Linked DNA regions of Homo sapiens: region 2 is linked to region 1. Evidence: chromatin contacts called from ENCODE Hi-C data. All regions are on one chromosome and are shown on one strand. The core of a region is the stretch at or near the end of the contact, and the rest is flanking DNA. Distances in the headings are between cores, read along the strand shown.

The links. A loop is a pair of places that touch in the nucleus more often than their neighbours do.
Region 2: a loop to region 1 is called in a map of ascending aorta, with 2.6 times the contacts of the local background. The contact joins the promoter of SRD5A3 here to the enhancer-like site in region 1. A Hi-C loop is called at or near these places in 1 of 168 maps with a recorded cell type or tissue (ascending aorta).

Annotation. Positions count from the first base shown.
Region 1 is chr4:54,782,898-54,787,838 of GRCh38, reverse strand. All of the region lies in intron 2 of LOC105377657 (a long non-coding RNA gene), which reads right to left. Among named protein-coding and RNA genes, the nearest start is that of LINC02358, 60 kb to the left of the region's middle. Within about 2 kb of position 3,583, at least 12 of the 41 ENCODE cell types and tissues checked have a DNase peak (open chromatin) inside an H3K27ac peak, as active enhancers do; they include ascending aorta, where a contact is called at or near this core.
Region 2 is chr4:55,343,420-55,347,732 of GRCh38, reverse strand. SRD5A3 (steroid 5 alpha-reductase 3) reads right to left here and starts at 1,491. Exons shown (of 5, transcript NM_024592.5): 1 at 1,176-1,491. The coding sequence starts at 1,396. RefSeq lists silencers at 909-1,178, 1,389-1,558 and an enhancer at 1,010-1,770.

The DNA of each region.
Region 1 (4,941 bases), core at 2,334-4,833:
CAAAATGGAAACTGGGAGCTAGGGTTTGATCAGGACCAACAGGGTTACTGTGGGTCACTTTGTAAGGCTACTGTGATATGGTAACAGTATGGTTTATCCTCAGGATGTCATTGTCTCTAAAAAATTGCCTTGTGCTCCATAGCAGCACTATCCAATAGAAACATAATGCAAGCCACATATACGTAGTTTTCAGTTTTCCAGTAGCCACACTAAAGAAAAAAAGTAAAAAGAAACAAATGATCCTCCTGACCTCAAAATATATTACAAAGCTACAGTTGTTAAAACATGGTACTAGCATAAAGACAGACATACACACCAATGGAACAGAATAGAAAGCTCAGAAATAAACTCACAGGTATACATTCAACTGAGCTTTGACAAGGGTGTCAAGAATATATAAGAGGGAATGGACAGTATCTTCAACAAATGTTGTTGGGAAAACAGGATATCCACATACAAAATAATGAAATTAAATCTTTATCTTACTGTATGCATAAAAATTAATTCAAAATTGATTAAAGACTCAAACGTAAGACCTGAAACCATAAAACTCCTAGAGAGAGGAAAAGCTTTAGTACACTGGGCTTGCTAATAATTTCTTAGATATGATACCAAAGTACAAACAACAAAAGCAAAATTGTACAATGTGACTACATGAAACTAAAAAGCTTCTGTACAACAAAGGAAACAATTAACAGAATGAAAAGGCAGCCTACAGAAAGGGAGAAAGTATTTTCTATATATATATTGATAAGGGATTAACATCCAAAATAAATAAGTTCCTACGACTTAGTAGCAAAAAACCAAATAATCTGATTTAAAAACAGGCAAACAGGCAAAGGACTTGAATAGAAATTTCTCCAAAGAAGACTTACAAATGGCCAACAGGTGTATGAAAAGATGCTCAACATCACTAATCATCAGGGAAATGTGAATCAAAGCCACAGTGAGATATCACCTCACACCCATTGATATGGTTATTGTCAAAAACAAAACAAGGCTGGGAGTAGTGGCTCACATGTGTAATGCCAGTACTGTGAGAGGCCAAGGCAGGAGGATCACTTGAGGCCAGAAGCTCAAGACCAGCCTGAGCGAAACAGTAAGACCCCGTCTCTTCAAAAAATTAAAAAATTAGCTGGGCATGGTGGTGTGCCCGTAAAATCTCAGCTACTTGGAAGGCTGAGGTGGGAGGATCGCTTGAGTCCAGGAGTTCGAGGCTGCAGTGAACTATGATCACACCACTACACACCAGCCTGGGTGACAGAGCAAGACCTTGTCTCAAAAATAAATAAATAAATCAGACAAAAAAGATTAAAATGTTGGTGAGACTGTGGAGAAATTGGAATTTTTATATACTGTTAGTGGGAATGTAAAACAGTGCAGCCAATATAGAAAACAGTATAAAGTTTCCTCAAAAAATAAAAAATAGAACTACCATATGTTCCAGCAATTCCACTACTGGGTATATCCCAAAAGAATTGAAATTAGAATCTTGCAGGGATATCTGTACTCCCATGTCCATTGCAGCAGTATTAGCAATAGCCAAGACATGGAAGCAACCAAAATGTTCACTGGCAGATGAATGGATAAAAAAATATGGTATATATATACAATGGAATATTATTCAGCCTTTAAAAAGAAGAAAATCCTGTCACTTGAGACAACATGGATGAACCCGGAGGACATTATGCTAAGTGAAATGAGCCAGTCACAGAAGACAAATACTGCATGATTCCACTTCTATGAGGTACCTAAAATAGTCAGACTCACACAAGCAGAAAATAGAAGTGACTACCAGGAGCTGAGCTGGGGGGAGTAGGTTGGGACTTGTTCAGTTGATATAAAGTTTTGGTTATGCAGGAGAAATAACTTCTAGAGATCTGCTGTACAGCATAGCACCCATAGTGAATGGTACTGTATTATGCCCTTAAACATTTGTTATGAGGTTAGATCTCATGTTAAGCACTCTTGCCAAAAACAAACAACACAAAACAAAGAAAAAGGAAAAAAACAGTGGAGGGAGGACACAGGGAAACTTTTAAAGGTGATGGAGATGTCTATTACCTTGATTGTGGTGATAGTTTTATAGGTGTATGCATATGTCCAAACTCTTCAAATTATATGCATTAAACGTACATAGTTTTAATATATCAATTATATCTCAATAAAACTATTAAAAAACAAATCAAATTAACTTCAGTACTATATATTATTTAACCTGTCATATATTTAAAAATATCATTTCAGCATGTAATCAACATAAAAATTATTAAGTATTTTCACAGTCCTTTTTTCATACTAAACCTTTGGAAACTGTTGCATATTTTATACTAACAACACATCCCAGTTCGAGACACCTATATTTCTAGTACTCAGTTGCCACATGTGGTCATGGCCACTGTAGTAGACAGTGCAGCTCTGTGGCCTCAGCCCACAGAGATGAGCCTAGGATGCTTTGCATTGCAGAACTGTCTTTCTCTTAACGCTTGAGCTATTGGGAAATCAGAGCCATGTTATTTATCATGAAAGAGCATTTGATTAAAAGTATAAAATATCCTAGGTCAGATGGCTCACTGTAGTTGCAGGGGAGACAGTGAATTGCTGACCATGCACTGTGATACATCAAAATATAGGGACATTCAGGCACCTCCTCAGCCTACTGAATCAGGATCTTTGGGGTGAGTCTAGAAAACAGATTTTTAAGTACAGGTTTTAATATGATAATAAGTGGTGCCTGTTATTAATGGGAGGACATTGAATCCCAGAGAGAATGAATGACTCACTCATGTTCTTCTCATAGTTAGGGGTCAGCTAGACCTAGAACCTCACTTGGACCCACTAGACACCTTTCCACGCCCTCACCACAATCACTGCCAACTGCTATTCCAGCACAATTCTTGCCAAGAAAATACCTGCTGTCATGTGACAGGTATCAGCACACTTTAGGAGCAGTCAAGACAACTTCCTAAGAAGGTAAACTATATTTTCCCAACTTACCAAATTAGAGTAAGAAGAATAGATTTCTTCCTTTAATCTGGCTTTGTCTCAGACTGGAAGTGCTCTCTTGTCCAGTTAGAAACTAATCGTGATAAAATTAGTAGGCCAGAAGGACACTCATGGCCCATCTTTAACAGGATTTATAGCCCTGGTTCCTTTTCTTGTTGCCTCTGTGGAAATGTGCAAGCATACACATAGTTAGGAAGGTTTGAAGGAAATGCCTTAGAGAAGTCTCAGTGACCAAGAAAAGCTAGTCAAATTGCCAGCTTCGGCCACAGCCATGTGTTAAAATGCTCTGCAGACCCAAGTGTGATCATGAAACAAGTACAGCAAGAACAGCAGGTCTGTAAACATCCTGATGACAATGGGGAACAAACAGCTGGGCCGAGACCAGATCGGTTCAGGCAAATGTGCTCGTGCTTTTGATCCAAGTGCAAGATGAGCGGATGCAGGGGAGGCGGCAGCTGCGGCACAGCTGGACTCAGGAGGCATGTGATAGCGTGACTTGCAAATCATGCTGGAAAAATTCATTCTACTAAGCTTGGACGTGAACACAGTCACGTGGGGCCCATCAGCTCACACACTGCAGCCAAGAGCGAGACAGAAATGCAACCGGGCTAATAAGAGGCGTCAGGCCCACTTCTAGTTGGACACGGCTGTCTTTCAGGGAAGGAATGGGACAGGAAATGCACTATATTTGGAAATGACTCTAAATTTAGAATGAAAGACTGACTTGAGAATACTGAAAACTTGATTGAGAGATACTTAAATGTATTTTATAAGCATGGAAGGCATTTACTGGGGTCTCTACCATAGTGTTTTTTGCTTGTTTGTTTGTTCGTTGAAGACAAGGTCTCACTGTGTCACCCAGACTGGAGTGCAGTGGCACAATCACAGCTCACTGCAGCCTCAACCTCCTGGGCTCAAGTGTTCCTCATGCGTCAGCCTCCAGAGTAGCTGAGGCTACTTGACCACAGGCAAGCACCACATGCCTGGCTAATTAAAAAAATTTTTTTTTGTAGAGATGGTATCTCCCTGTGTTGCCCTGGCTGGTCTCAAACTCTTGGGCTAAAGTGATCCTTCCACTTCAGCCTCCTAAAGTGCTGGGATTGCAGTTGGGAGCCACAGCTCCTGGCTTCATAGTGTTTAATATGAAAGGCTATTCTGATCTTTCCTACTGGTCTAGCACTTTGGGGTTTGCAAAGAGCCTTACATTCACTTTCACTTCACCAATGAGTAAATAAGCCTCAGAAAAACTGAGTAAATACTAGAGCTCCAGTGGCGCAATCGGTTAGCGCGCGGTACTTATACAGAAAAACTGAGTAAATACTGAATGTATGTGTGTGTAGACATACAATATTACATGATGTGCTATTAATATAGCATGTGTATATATACTGTTTTACACATATTTATATATATTATCATACTATATATGCATATATGCATACTATTATAATCATTCATTTAACAAATATTTATTGAGCAATTACTTAGGTACCGGGCACAGTGCAGTATATCAACAAGGGTAAGGGATGCAGACATTGCAACTCTCATGGAACTCAGAGCCTAGTTAGGAAGAAAACCATTGCATAAACAATCACAACATAAATATGATTAGAGTCTGGAGTAAGTGCTACAAAAGAAAAGTCTAAGAGGTCACAAGAGTATAAGAAGAGGGTCTGCCTTGCCTGGAGCATCAGATGCTCCCCTGAGGAAGGAGCCTGTGAGCTGAGCGGTCCGGATGAGCAGGTGTTTTCTACAGTCTGTGCATTGTGTCTGCTGAGAATCTGGAAATTAAAAATGCTGCTGTTGGGGGTTTCACCATGTACGGACGAGGCAGGAGTTCCTCCAAAAAATACAAATTCCATGAGGTTAAATCAGACCTCTCAGCCCCAATCAAAAGGTAAGGACTTCGTGGAAGCTAAGGTCAAAGTCCAATCG
Region 2 (4,313 bases), core at 242-2,741, 560 kb before region 1:
CAAATTATACTTGTCCCTTTGTTGCCTGCGGACCTGGGGCACTGCCTATGAGTGTTTCAAGCGACAACCCAGATGTTTTTAACCTTTAAAAAAAAATTTTTTTTAAATACAAGGTATTTCTCTGTTGCCCAGGCTAGAGTGCAGTGCCATGATTATAGCCCACTGCAGTCTCCAATGCCTGATCTCAGATGATCTTCCTGCCTTCATTCCAAGTAGCTGGCACTACAGGCACACGCCACCAAGCCCTGCCAATTTTTTGTATTTTCAGGAGAGACGGAGTCTCACTATATTTCCCAGCCTGGTCTCGAACTCCTGAACTCAAGCGATCCGCCTGCCTCAGCCTCCTAAAGTGCTGGGATTACAGGCGTGAGCCACTGCGCCCGGCCTAAGATGCATCTTAAGGGGCACTGTTCTATTTCTACCATCTCGAATAGTATTTGGCCAACTCTTTCCAGCTATGTCCTGAATTTAAAGTGGAAAAAGGAGAAGAAGAAAATTATAACAGGTCTCTATTTAAAACCTGACGATTTAATCCTTCGCTGAACTGGGTTACAGAATTTTTCGAAAGTCAAATGGAGCTTCGGGACGGGCCTGCCTATGACCTGCACCTTGGGCCACCTTCCCCAGGGGCACCTGCCAAGGTGCAGGTTAGGGCGACTCAGTCCTTTGTCCCCACTGCAAGGGTTGGGAAGAGAAACGGGGGAAGCCGAGGCCGAAGAGCCGGCCTAACTTCATTTCCACAAATGATTCCCGGTGACCTCAAGTTAGAGTATGAGCCACTGGAGTGCAGGGTACGGGAAAAAGGAGAATTTGGGGCAAGGGGCACTTCAATTTGCCGCCTAAATTCGCATGACCAGGCCTAAATTCGGATGCGTTGCCATTTCCCACAGGGAAAGGCTCCGTGCGGCTACCAGTTCACATTCCTCCAGCTGAGTGCAAGCGGCTCCGCTCTCCCTCGGCGTCCGCGGACACCCGGGCACTGCTCCCCGGAGCCACGCAGCAGCCGGGGCATGGCCGGGGCCAGGCCGAGGGAGCGCCGTGCTGCGCCCGGGAACCCGCCAGGGCCTCCCAGGCCGGGTCCCGCCTCTGCTGCCCCCTGCTGGCTGCCCGCGAGCCGGGGCGCCCCGAACTCTCAGCGCCTTGACCACCGCGGCTCGGGACCGGGGCGCGGTTACCTCTTGGGGACATCAAAGGCTCGGCAGGCGGCGGGGCGCGACGGCTCCCCACACTTGGTTTTCCCATAGCGGATCAGGTCCTGGAAGATCGCGCAGCCCGGGAGCAGGCCGGGCGGCAGGAGCTGCAGCAGTAGGGTCAGCAGGAAGGCGGCGGTCAGCGTGAGCCACACCGCGCGCAGCGGGTTCAGCGCCGAGTGCTCGGCCTCCGCCCAGGGAGCCATGGCCCGCGTGCCCGCCTTCCGCGCTGCTGGCGCCCCCACCGCCCGCTAGCCCGCGGAAGAGCGGCCACTAGCGCGCGGCGCACCGGTCTCAGCCTAGCGGGACGTCGGTGACGCGGCGCGGGGCGGGGACGCGCAGAGCCCCTCCCGGACTCGCCGCTCAGCCGCGGAGGTCCTTGGTCCTGGTCGCGCTGGCGCTGGGTGGTCGCTCGCAGTCCCTAATCTGGGCATGGGGATTCTTAGATGGAGCTCCAGAATATGATTCATCAGAAGCAAAGACGCAAAACAGACGAGACCACGTGTCTGCCACTCTTATCAACATTATCTCCAAAGCAAAAAATGGAAACCTTACATGTTGCATTTTAGTTTATTTAGCTAAATTATGATACACTGACATGTTAGAATATCATGCAGTCATTGAGAATTATTATGACGAGTGTAGAAACAGGGAAAGCTGTTTAGGAAACAATATGTGAAGTGAAAAACAAAACCAACCATAAAAATACATAGCTATGATTGCAAACAACTATATTAATATGAATGTGTGTATATATGGATAAAGAAGGCAGATCACACCCAAAAATGAATAATTATGTTAGGATGCTGGAAATGTGTTGGATATGTGTATAATGTAAACATGTAGACAAGTAATTGCACATAATAATAAAAATCATAGTGGTAAAAACTGTGTTTAAAAAACAGCAGTCGCTTACCAATAGGGTTCCAATCCTTAGAAGCAAAGTTTTTAAATTCCATCAGCTGTTTCCTGTAACATTTATCTCAGGTAGTGACAATGCTATTTATTGACTCACTGATTTTAAACAACACTGATTTTATTTACTATAAGTGAAAATCTAGCTCTTTTAAGTATTTAAAAGTCTTTAAAATGTTAATTCTGAAGTATTGTATGCCTACTGTATGACAGGCATCATTTTGGATACTGAGGACAGAGGGGTTTACAAGATAATTGTCACTGCTTATTTGGAGCTTACATTTTTGAGATTGGGTGGTGGGTGAGAAGTGGAAGAGGGGAGAGGTAGCCAACTCATCACCCTTACCCCAATGAGATACCCGATATGTGTGTTGAATAAACATCAGGGTGGGTAGGTTAGTGGGACTTTGGACTGTTAAATGAGCAAGCTTTTAAAGTTTTCTTCTTTGTGCAAAAGACACCTAAGGCTTTACCCGTCCTTTGACAGCCAGGTGATTAAGGATGGTTAAATTGGCATTCTAGCTAGGACAATGAGGCCTTATTGAGTGATCCTGGATCTCTTTTGCGGGAGTCACCCTTTCACTGTTTCTTTCTTTTCTTTTTTTTTTTTTTGAGATGGAGTCTCGCTTTGTCGCCCAGGCTGGAGTGCAGTGGCCTGATCTCTGCTCACTGCAAGCTCTGCCTCCCAGGTTCACACCATTCTCCTACCTCAGCCTCCCGAATAGCTGGGACTACAGGTGCCCCCCCAACCACGCCTGGCTTTTTTTTTTTTTTTTTTTTTGTATTTTTAGTGGAGATGGGGTTTCACTGTGTTAGCCAGGATGGTCTTGATCTCCTGACCTCGTGATCCATCTGCCTCGGCCTCCCAAAGTGCTGGGATTACAAGCATGAGCCAATGCTCCTGGCACCCCTTCACTGTTTCTTTATTTTTCTTAGGTTAACTCTCTGTAAATGCAGCTGGTCTGTCCATGATCTTTTTCTTTTCAGAGAAGCTACTTGTAAGTGCATTGCAGGGACTCAGTTTCCTGGGTAGGAGTTTCTCTTACAGTTGTCTGACCTGGGGCAAGATTGAAAACAAGATAAGTGTGTGTGTATGTGTGAGTGTGTGTGTAGTGGAAACAGGAAGGGTTGAGGAGGCTGGAGGGGAAAATCATCCCATATATTTTTTAGATTTTTTTTTTTGAGACCGAGTTTCACTCTTGTTGCCCGGGCTGGAGTGCAATGGCACGATCTTGGCTCACCGTGACCTCTGCCTCCTGGGTTCAAGCTATTCTGCCTCAGCCTCCCGAGTAGCTGGGATTACAGGCATGTGACACCACACCAGGCTAATTTTGTATTATTAGTAGAGACGGGGTTTCTCCATGTTGGTCAGGCTGGTCTCAAACTCCCGACCTCAGGTGATCCGCTTGCCTCGGCCTCCCAAAGTGCTGAGATTACAGGCGTGAGCCACCCTGCCTGGCTATTTTTTAGATTTTAATCAGCATGCACAGTTTATATTCAGAGAAGCCCCCTGTAGATGGCAGTGGCTGAACAGAAAGCCGTAAGTTAAACCCTCCTGGGAGTATTTGTAAATGTAAATCCTTACTGGAGTGAGTTAGTTCAAAAGTGGAATACCAGGCTAACATCTGTTAGAAAGATCATTGCTAATAAATATCAGTGAGCATTTTTGTCTTTCTTCATTTAATTAACTGCACTATATGTTCAACAAACTACTGGTATTGCCTGCAGTAAACGGCAAAGCCATTTTTCCAGTTGCTCAGGCCAAAAACCCTAAACTCAACCTTGATTCCTGTCTTTCTCTCATAGCCTAAATGCAATCTGTCAGCAAATCCTGTTGGCTCTACCTTCAAAATATGAATCTAAATTCAATTATCCTTAGAGTCAGTGCTTTAAGTCCCTAGCCATCTCAATAAATCAGAAAAAGAAATAAAACATATAAGGACTGCTAAGTAAGAAATAACGCTGTCATTATTTGATGATTATATGAAACTCCAATAATAGAAACTCCAATGGCATCCACAGATAAGGTATCAGAACTAGTAGGCAGTTTGGGGAGGTTGCTGGAGATAAAAATCTGTTCATAAATATTATTTCTATTTCCCAGCAACAAACAGGAAATTGTACATTTTTATTTCTCATCAACGAACAAAAATTTGTATGTTTCAAAGGTACAATTCACAATGGCATAAAATATATGTCTAGGAATAA